2 separate regions of the Homo sapiens genome follow, and region 1 is linked to region 2. Evidence: chromatin contacts called from ENCODE Hi-C or POLR2A ChIA-PET data. All regions are on one chromosome and are shown on one strand. The core of a region is the stretch at or near the end of the contact, and the rest is flanking DNA. Distances in the headings are between cores, read along the strand shown. Region 1 overlaps PRMT2 (protein arginine methyltransferase 2). Region 2 overlaps DIP2A (disco interacting protein 2 homolog A).

What was found. A loop is a pair of places that touch in the nucleus more often than their neighbours do. ChIA-PET counts read pairs that join two places held with the same protein, here RNA polymerase II (POLR2A). Pooled maps may share reads with other maps.
Region 1: a loop to region 2 is called in a pooled map, with 2.3 times the contacts of the local background. The contact joins two enhancer-like sites. A Hi-C loop is called at or near these places in 3 of 50 pooled maps. POLR2A ChIA-PET finds 5 or more read pairs at or near these places in 5 of 52 experiments (CD8-positive, alpha-beta memory T cell, activated T-cell, activated naive CD4-positive, alpha-beta T cell and 1 more).

Annotation. Positions count from the first base shown.
Region 1 is chr21:46,658,852-46,664,731 of GRCh38, forward strand. PRMT2 (protein arginine methyltransferase 2) reads left to right here. Exons shown (of 12, transcript NM_206962.4): 8 at 1-69; 9 at 1,982-2,111; 10 at 2,949-3,085; 11 at 4,532-4,703; 12 at 5,444-5,880. The coding sequence ends at 5,476. Among named protein-coding and RNA genes, the nearest start is that of PRMT2, 26 kb to the left of the region's middle. RefSeq lists a silencer at 2,445-2,554 and an enhancer at 2,655-2,704. Within about 2 kb of position 2,565, at least 6 of the 41 ENCODE cell types and tissues checked have a DNase peak (open chromatin) inside an H3K27ac peak, as active enhancers do.
Region 2 is chr21:46,556,097-46,562,050 of GRCh38, forward strand. It overlaps DIP2A (disco interacting protein 2 homolog A), which reads left to right. Exons shown (of 38, transcript NM_015151.4): 30 at 843-973; 31 at 1,489-1,657; 32 at 2,127-2,297; 33 at 4,626-4,687; 34 at 5,652-5,709. Among named protein-coding and RNA genes, the nearest start is that of S100B, 46 kb to the right of the region's middle. Within about 2 kb of position 3,520, at least 14 of the 41 ENCODE cell types and tissues checked have a DNase peak (open chromatin) inside an H3K27ac peak, as active enhancers do.

The DNA of each region.
Region 1 (5,880 bases), core at 1,315-3,814, 100 kb after region 2:
TGATAAGGATTATCGTAGCAAGGTGCTCTTCTGGGACAACGCGTACGAGTTCAACCTCAGCGCTCTGAAGTAAGTGTCCACAGCTGGGACTGGCACCGTCTTGTGGGGCCTCCTGGTCCACAGTCTGCAGGTGGGCCAAGGCCCTGGGAGATCCCATACGACGGTTGGATAAATGAGGGTACCTGTGCACCCAGATAGGACAATCTGTTGTAGCATTGGAGTAATTAAAGCAGTATGGTGCTATAACAAGACAGATGGGCAGAGCAGGGTAGAATGCAAGGAACAAAAATTTTCGTATGTGAAAAAGGTGGCATTACGATTAGGAGGGAGTGAGGGCCAAGTCAGCAAATTATTCTGGAGCAGTTGATTAGCCCTTGTTCTCTCACGCCATACGTGAAAACTTAATTCTGCATGGAATCAGCGTCAGCGACAGACATCCATGGGGGCCTGTGTGCACCATCTTAGGTGGAGAAATGAGCAGCAACAATGGATGGAATGGACCCTGGGCTAGATAGAATCTGGCAGTCTATGTGGCAGAAATCAGCAAAAACACGATTGTAAAAGCAAACAAGTAATTAGAGAAATCACGTGCTGTCAGGTCTTGGAATCAATTAGAAAGAGATGACTAGCCAGATGGAATTGCAGCCCAATCATGTGAACAGGCAAACCGCAAAAAATAAATAAAATTACCAATAAATATATGAAAAATTATAATGTTGTTAGTAGTTAAAATGCGAATTAAAATACATGCTGTTTTCCCTACCAGACAAGCAAAGAGTAAATTAAAATAGTAGCCCAGGCTTGCCTGGCAGTGGCAGGGAGGTGTGGCTGCCAGGGCCTTAGAGGTTGGCATCAGGCTGCCCACCCCAGTCACTGCCAGAGCCTCCCACCTGAGTGTTCCTCCCGGCACTGGAAGCCAGTGGCCGTCCAGAGGAACGTGATTGAATTGCTGTATATCCATCTGGTGGAGCACTGCTGTGTGTCTGTTAAAAAAGAAACCATAGGTTTTTAGGGATATGTAATGATATTTAGAAAGGGTTTAAGAGACAGTAAAGCTTGGCAGAATAAACCGTGTATACAGAATGGATGTTTGCTTGCATAAATAAATTTATATAAATATGTCTGGGGGATAAAAATAAGTATATCACAATGCTAAGACAGGCATATGGGGAATTTAAGCTTTTCTTTATACTTGTCCATAGTTTCCAATTTTTAAATTTGTAATTTTTTATCAGAAAAATAAATGTGTAAATATAGTGGAATCTTTATTAAAACATTCACTTTTATTTGCTATTTCAGAAGTTACTGCTTTGCTTATTTTTTACAACATTTCTGTGGTAAATAATCGGTGACTTACAAGCCTAGTGCAGCCAGTGATGGGGGTTGGCAAACGGTGACATGCAGGGGCCATGCGGCGTCTAGTGTCTGTTTCTGTGTTGAATTTGTGTAGCAACAGAGCAAGTATTTCTCCTGAAACTCAGACTCACTCAGGCCACCTCAGCCCTTCTAGTTCCTTTCGTTTATTATAGAGTAACCTACAGCAGGAATACCGCGTTCATTTACTGTTAATAGAAGATCCACAAAAGATTTTGAAATCAAATACATTCTAAAACTAGGCAAGACACGCTGCAACTCCCCTTGTCCTCTGGGTTATGAGGGGTGAGCGTTGGTTTCCGTGTGCTCAGATCCCATGAATGAGACCTCACAGGGAAGCGCCCAGTGACTGGCAGGCTCCTTAATGCCTCCAGGTCAGGCTCAGGAAGTCTCTGGATGCCTGGGTAGAGTCTGGGTCTTCTCAGAGCGGGAGGCACCCAGGGCCTGTGGAGGCCTGAGGGCTGCTCTGGGGTTCCAGGGCCCCAGATAGTGGCTTAGCATCCTGGTGACACAGAAGGGAGAGCACTCACCGCGGTCCCACGTGTGTGTTTTGAAGCCTAAGATGTTTGCAATGACTCTCAACAGTCGCTTTGACCTTTTCCCCTAGATCTTTAGCAGTTAAGGAGTTTTTTTCAAAGCCCAAGTATAACCACATTTTGAAACCAGAAGACTGTCTCTCTGAACCGTGCACTATATTGCAGTTGGACATGAGAACCGTGCAAATTTCTGATCTAGAGGTGAGAAAAAGATGAATTGCTCCTTACATTCGATAATCAGTGACCACGAAACACTCAGACCAGAGCCTGGCTTATCAAAAACCTTCAGTGAGTGCTGGGGGTGTGAGTGAATAACTAATTATTTTATTATGCAAATAAGTGAATTTATAAAACGTTTGCTACTGATTTTTTCCAGTCTTTTTTCTTTTTTACGTTCTATTTTGATTCTTTCATATTGTACACCATTTTATGTCTCCAGCGTCTTCATTTTAGATTTATGTTTAATATTCTCAGCATCTTCAAAATCAAATAAATTATATTTCGTTTCATTATGGTATTTGCATTACAGTTTTTTTCAAGTATTTTAAGCCACTCTTCATGACAGAATCGTTAGAATTCCCTCCGTGAATCCCTGTCTGTGGCCGCGCGGTGGCGCTCGTGGGCTCTGGGCGGTTTCCCCGCGCCCCCGCCCTGCCTGGCGCCCCAGCTGGCGCCGCGTCTGGAGATGGGGCGGGCGCGGTGGCGCCGGCGCGCTTTGGTTTTTAGTTCGTTCTGCTGTGGAAAGGCCCAGCCTGGAGCTCTCCAACTCCTTAACTGGAAGAGCTGAGCGCCGAAAAGATTCCGCAGAATCTGGGGTAGAAAATTGGGCGCAAGAAGCTCAGATGCTTGAAACGTTTCTGACTGAAGCCTCTGAACTCACGATGCGGGTTTTGGGGGTGGTTTCCCCAGGCTGGGGGGCTTTTCTACGGTTCCTGACGCATTCAGCGTCTGCGCGGGGCGCGTGGAGGGGGCCGCCCCAACCCGGGCCCTGCGGTGCCACGCGGTGCCCACGCGTGCCTTGTCATCTGCTTGACCCAGACCCTGAGGGGCGAGCTGCGCTTCGACATCAGGAAGGCGGGGACCCTGCACGGCTTCACGGCCTGGTTTAGCGTCCACTTCCAGAGCCTGCAGGAGGGGCAGCCGCCGCAGGTGCTCAGCACCGGGCCCTTCCACCCGTGAGTGTGCGGGGCGCGGGCACGGGGTGCGGGGTGGGGGGCAGGGGAGTAGGCGGGGTGCGGGGATGGGGCGCGCAGGAGGGGGTGGGACGCGGCGTGGCGGTCGTGGGGGGGTGGGGCACGTGGGGGCGCGGGCAGTGGGGTGGGGGCGGCGCGCATGGGGGCACGGGTGGTGTAGACACCGCAGCCTGTGTGCCCCCTTCCGGGTCTCGCCACCACTCTGGGCCCAGCCTGGGCGTCCCTCCGACAACAGCCCCAACGGGAGGAGCTCCCTGTCTTCCACCCCGCGAGGAGCACCACAGCTCTTCATGGTCTGACCCAAAGCGCCTCCACGGGGCGTCGGGGTTCACCTGACGTTTTTGGAGGTGCCTGTTTTTTGGGACACATTTCCCCGCCAGCACCCTGGGCATGTGTGGCAGTGGAGCTGCCTTCAGGGCCCTGCAGGCCTTCCCTTTGGGTGGGGTTGGCTACCCCGCTCTGGCACCTGCCCCGCTGACTTCCCAGCGTGGTGGCCCCGCGAGGGGACCCCGGCTCCAGGGAGGTCGCAGAGGTGCGGGGTTGATGGCCTGGCCTGGCATGTGGTCCCCATCACAAGAGTCCTGTGGTGGCCCCTCCAGTGCCATCACCGGGTGGAGGTGGGCAGCTTGGAGGCCAGTTATACCCATCCCCGAGTCTGGGGGCGTGGAGGGGGCAGTGACCTGGGGCACAGGCTGGGGTGAGGGGTGTGACCAGAGTCAGGGAAAAACTGGAGACCTGAGGAGCCCCCCACTTCACTGCTGGCCCCACCGTGGACAGTGGGAGTTTGAGGGAAGACAGAGCCTGAGGAACTTAGAGATGTTTCCAACGCAACCCAGTGCAGAATCATAGCGTTTTACTATTTCCCCCCAAATGTGACAGTTGTCCTCACCTTGTAACCTTCACAGAAGCGACTCCTTGGACCTGATTCTGTCTGTGTACACCACAGTTTAACAGCAGGAGCTAGATCACCAGCCTCTGCAGCTTAGGCAAGGGTGCAGGAAGGGGTTGCACAGCCGTCCTCCTGGCGGGCCGGGGAGTCGACACCACACGGGACCTTTAGTGCAGCTGTGTGTCCCCTGAGCTCCCGCATCCTCTGGGCCACCCAGGGTGAGCCGTCCACACCTCCTGGAATCTGAGTGGTCTCAGGAGCAAGCTTGTGTTTGGCATTGGCAGGATCTGTCTCACTAGCGTAACTTTGATCCCAGTGTATCCCATAGAGTCCCTTTAGATCACAGGGCTGGGGGTGTATATGTTCCCTGAGTTAGCCTGAAAAGCCAAGCTTTGTGTCCCCAGGCCCTCAGGGTGGACTGCCGGCTGTGTGGGTGCTGTTGGGGGCGAGAGCCAGTGCGAGCCTGAGTCAGCGCCCCGAGGGCCATGTGGAGACTGCCCTAGCTCAGCCTCCAGGTCACACGCACCCCTGTCTTGCAGCACCACACACTGGAAGCAGACGCTGTTCATGATGGACGACCCAGTCCCTGTCCATACAGGAGACGTGGTCACGGGTTCAGTTGTGTTGCAGAGAAACCCAGTGTGGAGAAGGCACATGTCTGTGGCTCTGAGCTGGGCTGTCACTTCCAGACAAGACCCCACATCTCAAAAAGTAAGATACGTAGTTGTAAGATTCTGTCCTGTGGGTGCCGGTCCTCAGGGAGACAGGCCTGGGTGGTGGTAGTGATGGCAGATGCTGGCCCACACTGGGGTCCACGCCTTTTGTGCAGGAGTGATTTAATCCTTACACAGAAAGCGCCTGTTGTCATTGGCTTCATTTCCCATCTGACAGCACGGGAAGTGGAGGGCTCTGGAAGGGAAGTCAGGGAAGTCATTCCCTCAGGTGACACGGTAAGTGAGGGAGAGCAGAGACCCACATCAGCCTGAGGCCCCTTGTGCCATGTCCAGAGGGTCCCCCAGATGGACAGAAGCCTGAGCTGTGCCTTGGCGCTCCCTTTACACAGGCCTCTGTGGCTTCCCAGGCAGCAGTTAGTCTAGGCGTGTCGTCTGTGATGCGTGTTCTGACTGGCAGCCTTCGGATCCGTGTGTGAATTCATGTGTAGCTCGCCCAGCTCACTTGGGCTTCCTGTCTCAGAGGCTGCTGAAAATGGAATGTTCTTCTTTGGGCTCAGGATTAATGTGGCAAAGAAAATAAAAATAAATGGTTTTCCTTCATTTTTTATATTTGTTTTGTGCTTTGCTTTGTGATAAGTTTTTGTTAAAAGTTTGTCATTTAAAAAAATTCTGCACCTGAATACTGTTCTCTTGTCCAATATTAAACCATTAGGAAATGTAGTATGTTAATCAAATGATTTATCATCTGATTGACCTGTTGTCATTTATCTTTTTCAGGTTGGAGAAAAAGTCTTCCCCATCTGGAGATGACAGTTGATGCTTTATTTGGAAAGCAGTGTGCATATCTTGAGGGGTGATGAACACAAGCAAACCAAGTTGCACCTGGCTTCTGCACACTCCTGCGAAAGTCGGTGAACATTCACTCCACATTGACCCCTCCCTAGCCTGGCAGGTGACGTCAGGGTCCTTCACAGACAAACACGCTTGGGCTCGGCAGGAGCTGCCGTGGCCACCCCCGCTGCCCAGTGTCTGCCCTCTAGAAGTAGGCTGTGTTTCCAGGTGTTCACCCGTGGTGCCCACAGTGCCGACCCGTGGCTGGGTCGGAGCTCCATGTTCCTAAGCTAGGTCTAGGTCTACACTCCTAGGACGCACGCATATCAGCCCGTGTACCCTGTGACAGTGACTGTCCCCACCTCCTATGTTAGTGGTGCCCT
Region 2 (5,954 bases), core at 2,270-4,769:
TCCTCTGAAATCTTGTTTGCTTCAGCCCCTAGAAATCAGGAGGAGTGGACAGAAAGGATGTCAGATGCAGATTTAAACTGACAGGTCCTTCTTATGCAAAGCACAAAGCAACAATTTTGCTTCTTAAGATTTGTGTTAAATACCAATAAATGCTAAGATGTGATTAGCCTGAGAGTAATGCGTTTTCTGATGCATTATGGTTATGTCTAAACTTTCTGATTTATGACTGTCTAGCTTACAGGAACTGGTGGCTTTGAAGAATCTCTTACCTTGCTGGGAGTCAATAGCTCAATTAAAATTTTTCAGGCGGGGCGTGGTGGCTCACGCCTGTAATCCCAGCACTTCGGGAGGCCGAGGCGGGTGGATCACAAGATCAAGAGATGGAGACCATCCTGGCCAACGTGGTGAAACCCCGTCTCTACTAAAAATACAAAAAATTAGCTGGGCATGGTGGCAGGTGCCTCTAATCCCAGATACTCAGGAGGCTGAGGCAGGAGAATTGCTTGAACCCGGGAGGCAGAGGTTGCAGTGAGCCGAGATTGTGCCATTGCACTCCAGCCTGGGCGACAGAGCAAGACTCTGCCTCAAAAAAAAAAAAAAGAAAAAAATTTTAAAAATTCATTACCCTGAAATTTTGTTTCAAAGATTTTTAGTGTACCATTTCTTGGGTATTATTTAGGTTATATGGGGATTTGAGCCAACCGTCTTTTAAGGAAATAAATATGATGTTTGGTAGTTCGGAGCTATGGTCTAGCCATGTGAACAGCGGACACTGCCATCCACCCTCTCCCCTCCTGAATTTCATTTCACTTTTTTTTTTTGAACTTTATTTTACTCTTAAGATGTCGCACGCGGCCACAAGCGCCTTATGCCGCTCCATAAAGCTGCAGTGTGAGCTGTACCCCTCGCGGCAGATCGCCATCTGCCTCGACCCCTACTGTGGCCTTGGTTTTGCCCTGTGGTGTCTGTGCAGGTGAGTGCAGGGCCCCTGCTGCCTGCCAGGTGGGAGCAGCTCGTGTGGCTCTTAGGAACCTTGGCCTTCTAAGGCACCTTTTCTGGGTGCTCAGGAAGCCGATGAGATGTGTGTGAGTGGGTTTGTTTGGGGATGAAGTGGGTTGGAGTCTGAGTCTGAAATTGAGTGAAAATACATTTTTCATTAAATACACTGTCCGTTATCAGTACTTGGGAAGAATCTGCTTGATTCCTTCAAACACTAGAAAGTGGCGATCCGTCTCTAGAAGTGAATGCCTCTGGAGTGGTGTCCCCGGATCCTCTCCAAGTGTTCGGAGCAGAGCTCAGAACCCCGTGCCTGCCATCCCCCAACCTTCACCCTGTGGCATGTTTTCCACCAAACCCCCCCACTTGGCGTCAGAACAGAAATCATGCCCCTGTTGTGGCTGGAAAAGAAGTGTTCTTGAGGAAGGGAAGAGTGGAGTGCCCAGGGTGCTGGGTGGGCGGGCGGAGCCTCACGAGCCTTCCCTCTCGCAGTGTCTACTCGGGACACCAATCAGTGCTGGTGCCCCCGCTGGAGCTGGAGAGCAACGTGTCCCTGTGGCTGTCGGCCGTCAGCCAGTACAAGGCCCGCGTCACCTTCTGCTCCTACTCTGTGATGGAGATGTGCACCAAGGGCCTAGGCGCACAGACGGGTGTCCTCAGGGTGAGTGCCCAGACCCGGGCTTCTGAGTGTGCTGCAGACCACAGCCCTGGGAAGTTTAAAAACAACAAAACAAAACAAGACTCCCAAGGCCCCTCCCTGCAGTTGGAGGAAGTAGAGAAAACCCTTTCCCACTAGGGGCCCTATGTACACATCTGTCCTCCCACGGCCCACCTGTCTCTGCAGCTCCACACCCCGCAGGAGAGGAGGGTGGGGGGTAGGGCAGGGTCCCTGCGAGATAGCGGGGTGGAAGTCTGGCCGCGTGGGAGGGCAGGTGTGGGATGCAGGTCAGATGGGAATCGTTTAGCGCATCCACACGTAGGATTCTGTGGAACAGACACAGCCTGCGGAGAGGAGGTTGGTGTCCAGCTCCACCTCTGTGTGCCCACCCGGAGATTTCCCAAAACAGTGCCCAGGGCCCTGGCAACTCACTGAGCTGTGGCCGTGGCCTGACCGCTCACCCCTCCCGCAGATGAAGGGGGTGAACCTGTCATGTGTGCGCACGTGCATGGTGGTCGCCGAGGAGCGGCCCAGGATTGCGCTGACCCAGTCCTTCTCCAAGCTCTTCAAGGACCTGGGCCTGCCGGCCCGCGCCGTAAGCACCACGTTCGGGTGCAGGGTCAACGTGGCCATCTGCCTCCAGGTGAGGTGCCTGGGGCTGCGGTTCTCGAAAGCTGGCTGTTGGCAGCATGGAGACCCAGTTTCCCAGTTGTTAATGTGCCGTTTTGTAGCCGCCTGATCTATTTCTCCTTCTCTGGGCCTTTGATATCTCATTTCCATGTAACATTTTAGCTTCAAGGGTTTTATTTTTAAAGATGTTCTATTCTAGTTGGAGAAAGGCTTATTTGGAAAAAAAACACATTGTTTTTGAACAGTGACTAATAACTGTAAGACTCTCTAAGTTAGATATAAAACACAGCTAAGTTCTTAAAGCAAGATTGAACTTACTGTTTTAAGATATCTAGCAATATTAAATTGAAACATTAATAAATGTGGTAATTTGTGTTGACTCAAATTCATTTCTGAAACCATGAAATGTCTTATTAAAAGGAAGCACCAAGTTTCAGGCCAGGAGTGGTGGCTCATGCCTATAATCCCAGCACTTTGGGAGGCTGAGGCAGGCGGATTACCTGAGGTCAGGAATTCGAGACCAGCCTGGACAATATGATGAGACCCCGTCTCTACTAAAAATACAAAAATTAGCTGGCTGGTGGTGCGCGCCTGTTGTCCCGGCTACTTGGGAGGTTGAGGCACAAGAATCGCTTGAACCTGGCAAGAGGAGGTTGCAGCGAGCCAAGATCTCACCACTGCACTCCAGCCTGGGTGACAGAGCGAGACCCTGTCTCAAAAAAAAAAAAAAAAAAAAAAAAAAAACATAGGTAGCACCAAGTTTCAGAGATTGAAGAGCTCACGGCAGTTCTGTTTATTGCTTCCTCAGATAGCTACAGCTGTTGCCCAGATTTTGTACTAGTATCTCAATTTCATTTCTTTCTAAAAACATCTTAAAACCAAATGGCTTTTTAGATAACCCTACATATTGAACGCCTTATTCACCCACATAGTACAAGAATAGCTGGAAGGAAATGGCACCTGTCCGTGCCAGAGCAGGGCTGAGTGCAGGTCTGTCTCTGTTTCCAAAGTGTTTGCTTGGCCTTGTGCCTCCCCATCACAGTGGCAGTGCACGCAGGGCAGGGCGGGGGCTCTGCTCACACCCTCTTCACCACAAAAAGACCCCTGACCACTCAAGCCTCAGACCCTTGTCACGCAGCAGAGGAGATCGGGCGGGAGCCTTTTGTGAGCTCGCTTCCTGTGTAGGCTGTGGCTGAGCGTGGGTGCCGGCCTTTGTGTTAGCGGCTCTGCGTCTGCAAGCCTGGGGCCTCCTTGCTAGACGTCGGAAGGGTATGGATGCCACACATGATTGCAGAAATGATGTTAATGGGATGTTCACGTTTGCTCTTTAAGATACAGAGGTGGGTTTTGCTCTCTCTTTCCCTGTGTTTCTCATGTGGCTGCTGCTTCTGTGTGTGTTTCCTGTGGCTGTCTCCTCCCTGTCTCACTCTGCTGCCTCCTTGGCCTCTGTCAGCCCAACAGGCTGGGAAAGCTGGCTGAGCAGGTATGACCTTGACCTTGACCTTGTTGGTGCCTCTGTGCTTCCCCCTCCCATGAGTTCATGTGACTTTCTCGTGAATTCTAGACAAACATGTTTCTTTTGCTGTCTTACTTTGTTCACAGTGGATATTACTTGACATATTACAAAAGCTCCCTTGTAACCAAATTTAAAAGTAAAACTATTTTCAAAAAATGTTAATGCTCATAGCATTGCCTTGGGAGGAAGGGCTGTGTTTAGTTCCAGTGCAGAGGTGTTTAATTCCAGTGCAGACACAGGTTATGTTGTCTGGGATCTTTAAGGGTGATGTTGATCAGAGTACTCATTTAATTGATGTTCCTTATTGAATAAAATGACACATAATGTCCTTTAGTCGGGATTAATGTTAACTGTAAGATTCAGAAAGGAAGAGAGTAGAAAGGTGAAGGCTGCCATCCATCTCACCTGAGTGAGTCTCGGCTGCGAGCAGTCCCCGGTAGAATTAGGCTGGTTGGTGAGAGGCAAGGCCCTGCCTGACAGCATGGTGGAAATGCCCCTCAAATCCTAATGGTGTTTTCATCACAGCAAGAGACCAGTGGGAATAGAAAGTTGTTAGAACTGAAATGTAAAGTGGCATGATTTGGTGTTTTCAGAGTCATTGAGTGTTTCGCTCAATATTATCAAGCTCTGTGGATGTTTGGATGGAAAGCATCAGACTGCCTGGGGGACCTTGAACCCCTAGGCGGACTCACTGCAGGGAGCAGAGCTGCTACCTTCTTGGGTGTCCCCGGGGGCCAGGGAGGAGCTGCCATGCAGCTGTACCTGTAGAAACAAGATGTTAAGTGAGGCCCCTGAACAGAAGTTCCTCTGCTGCTCTCCTTCCAGGGCACAGCTGGCCCGGACCCCACAACCGTCTACGTGGACATGCGGGCACTGCGCCATGACAGGTAATGCTCCCAGCCTGCCTGGGCCCCATGGATACCCAGTGGCAAAGTGATGCAAACCAGGTCTGCACTGACTATGCACCCCCGGGACCCAGGCATTAGAGGACGGCGGGGCCAAGTCAGGCCTACCGGGACACCTGGATGGGCACATGAGAGGACAGCTGGCTACATTGGGCCATCTGCACCAAGAGGAAGAGGAGAGCTGTGTGCCCCACTCCGGGCGTGCCTCCCAGGGGAGCTCAGTGTCTATCTCTGTGCGCCCGTGTCCCCAGGGCTGCAGTTAACATCCCTTTATCTGTCACACAACCAGGAAGAATAAGAGTGGCCCCTGTGACATTTGGTTCTTTAGAGGGACAGGGACAGAGAGAAGACAAGTAACCCATCTACTGGCAAGAACGTTTCTTACCCGATGACCCATGTGACATTTGGTTTTTAGAGGGATAGGGACAGATAGAAGACAAGTTATCCATCTACTGGCAAGAACGTTTCTTACCTGATGCTGTCATAGGATCTGACTTAGTTTCATCTTGATGAACGATGGTGGTGCATACAGTGTGTGCTTGCTGGTCTGTGGTCAGATGTGTATCAGGGCCCCTCCCAGCTTTGAAGCTCAGATCCCAGTCCTGGATTCTCAAGTATGGCCACACTGTAGCTTGATGTAAACACTAGGTTTAGCTTACTGGGTGCCAGGGGCTTGCTGGGTTCAGGGAGGACCTAAACGAAATGTAGAGTGAGCTGCTGTGAGCACATGGGGTGGGTGGCGAGTGCATGCGGGTGGCGGCACTTGGGACCGCAGCGTGGTTGGGGTGTCCCTGCCATTCATGGCAGGTGTGCTGTGGAAAGGTTGACATCCTGACTGTTGTCAACAGACCCTCAGAGTGATCATTTCCAACGTCATGATCTGCCCTTTCAGACATTACTACCTGTGTAGTAAATTTTGTACTGAAATTGTTCCCTTAATTTTTAGGGTTCGTTTGGTAGAACGGGGTTCTCCGCACAGCCTGCCATTGATGGAGTCTGGAAAGGTAGTGGAAACCAAGACGCGTGCATTCTGAGTCGCGTCTGAGACCTTTGTCTGAAGCATCACCCCGTGGAGGGTGCTGGGGGCTGCGGCTCTGATGAACACAGGTCGACTTCTGGTTGGGGTGGGCTCGGCTGCTGCAGAAGTCTCCTTCCCTCCTTTGTGGCTGGTATATAGAATTACTTAGTTATGTTTTTAAACACACATCTGAGCTCAAAGCCAAGAAAGGGAGAAGTTCAGGTGCAGGAA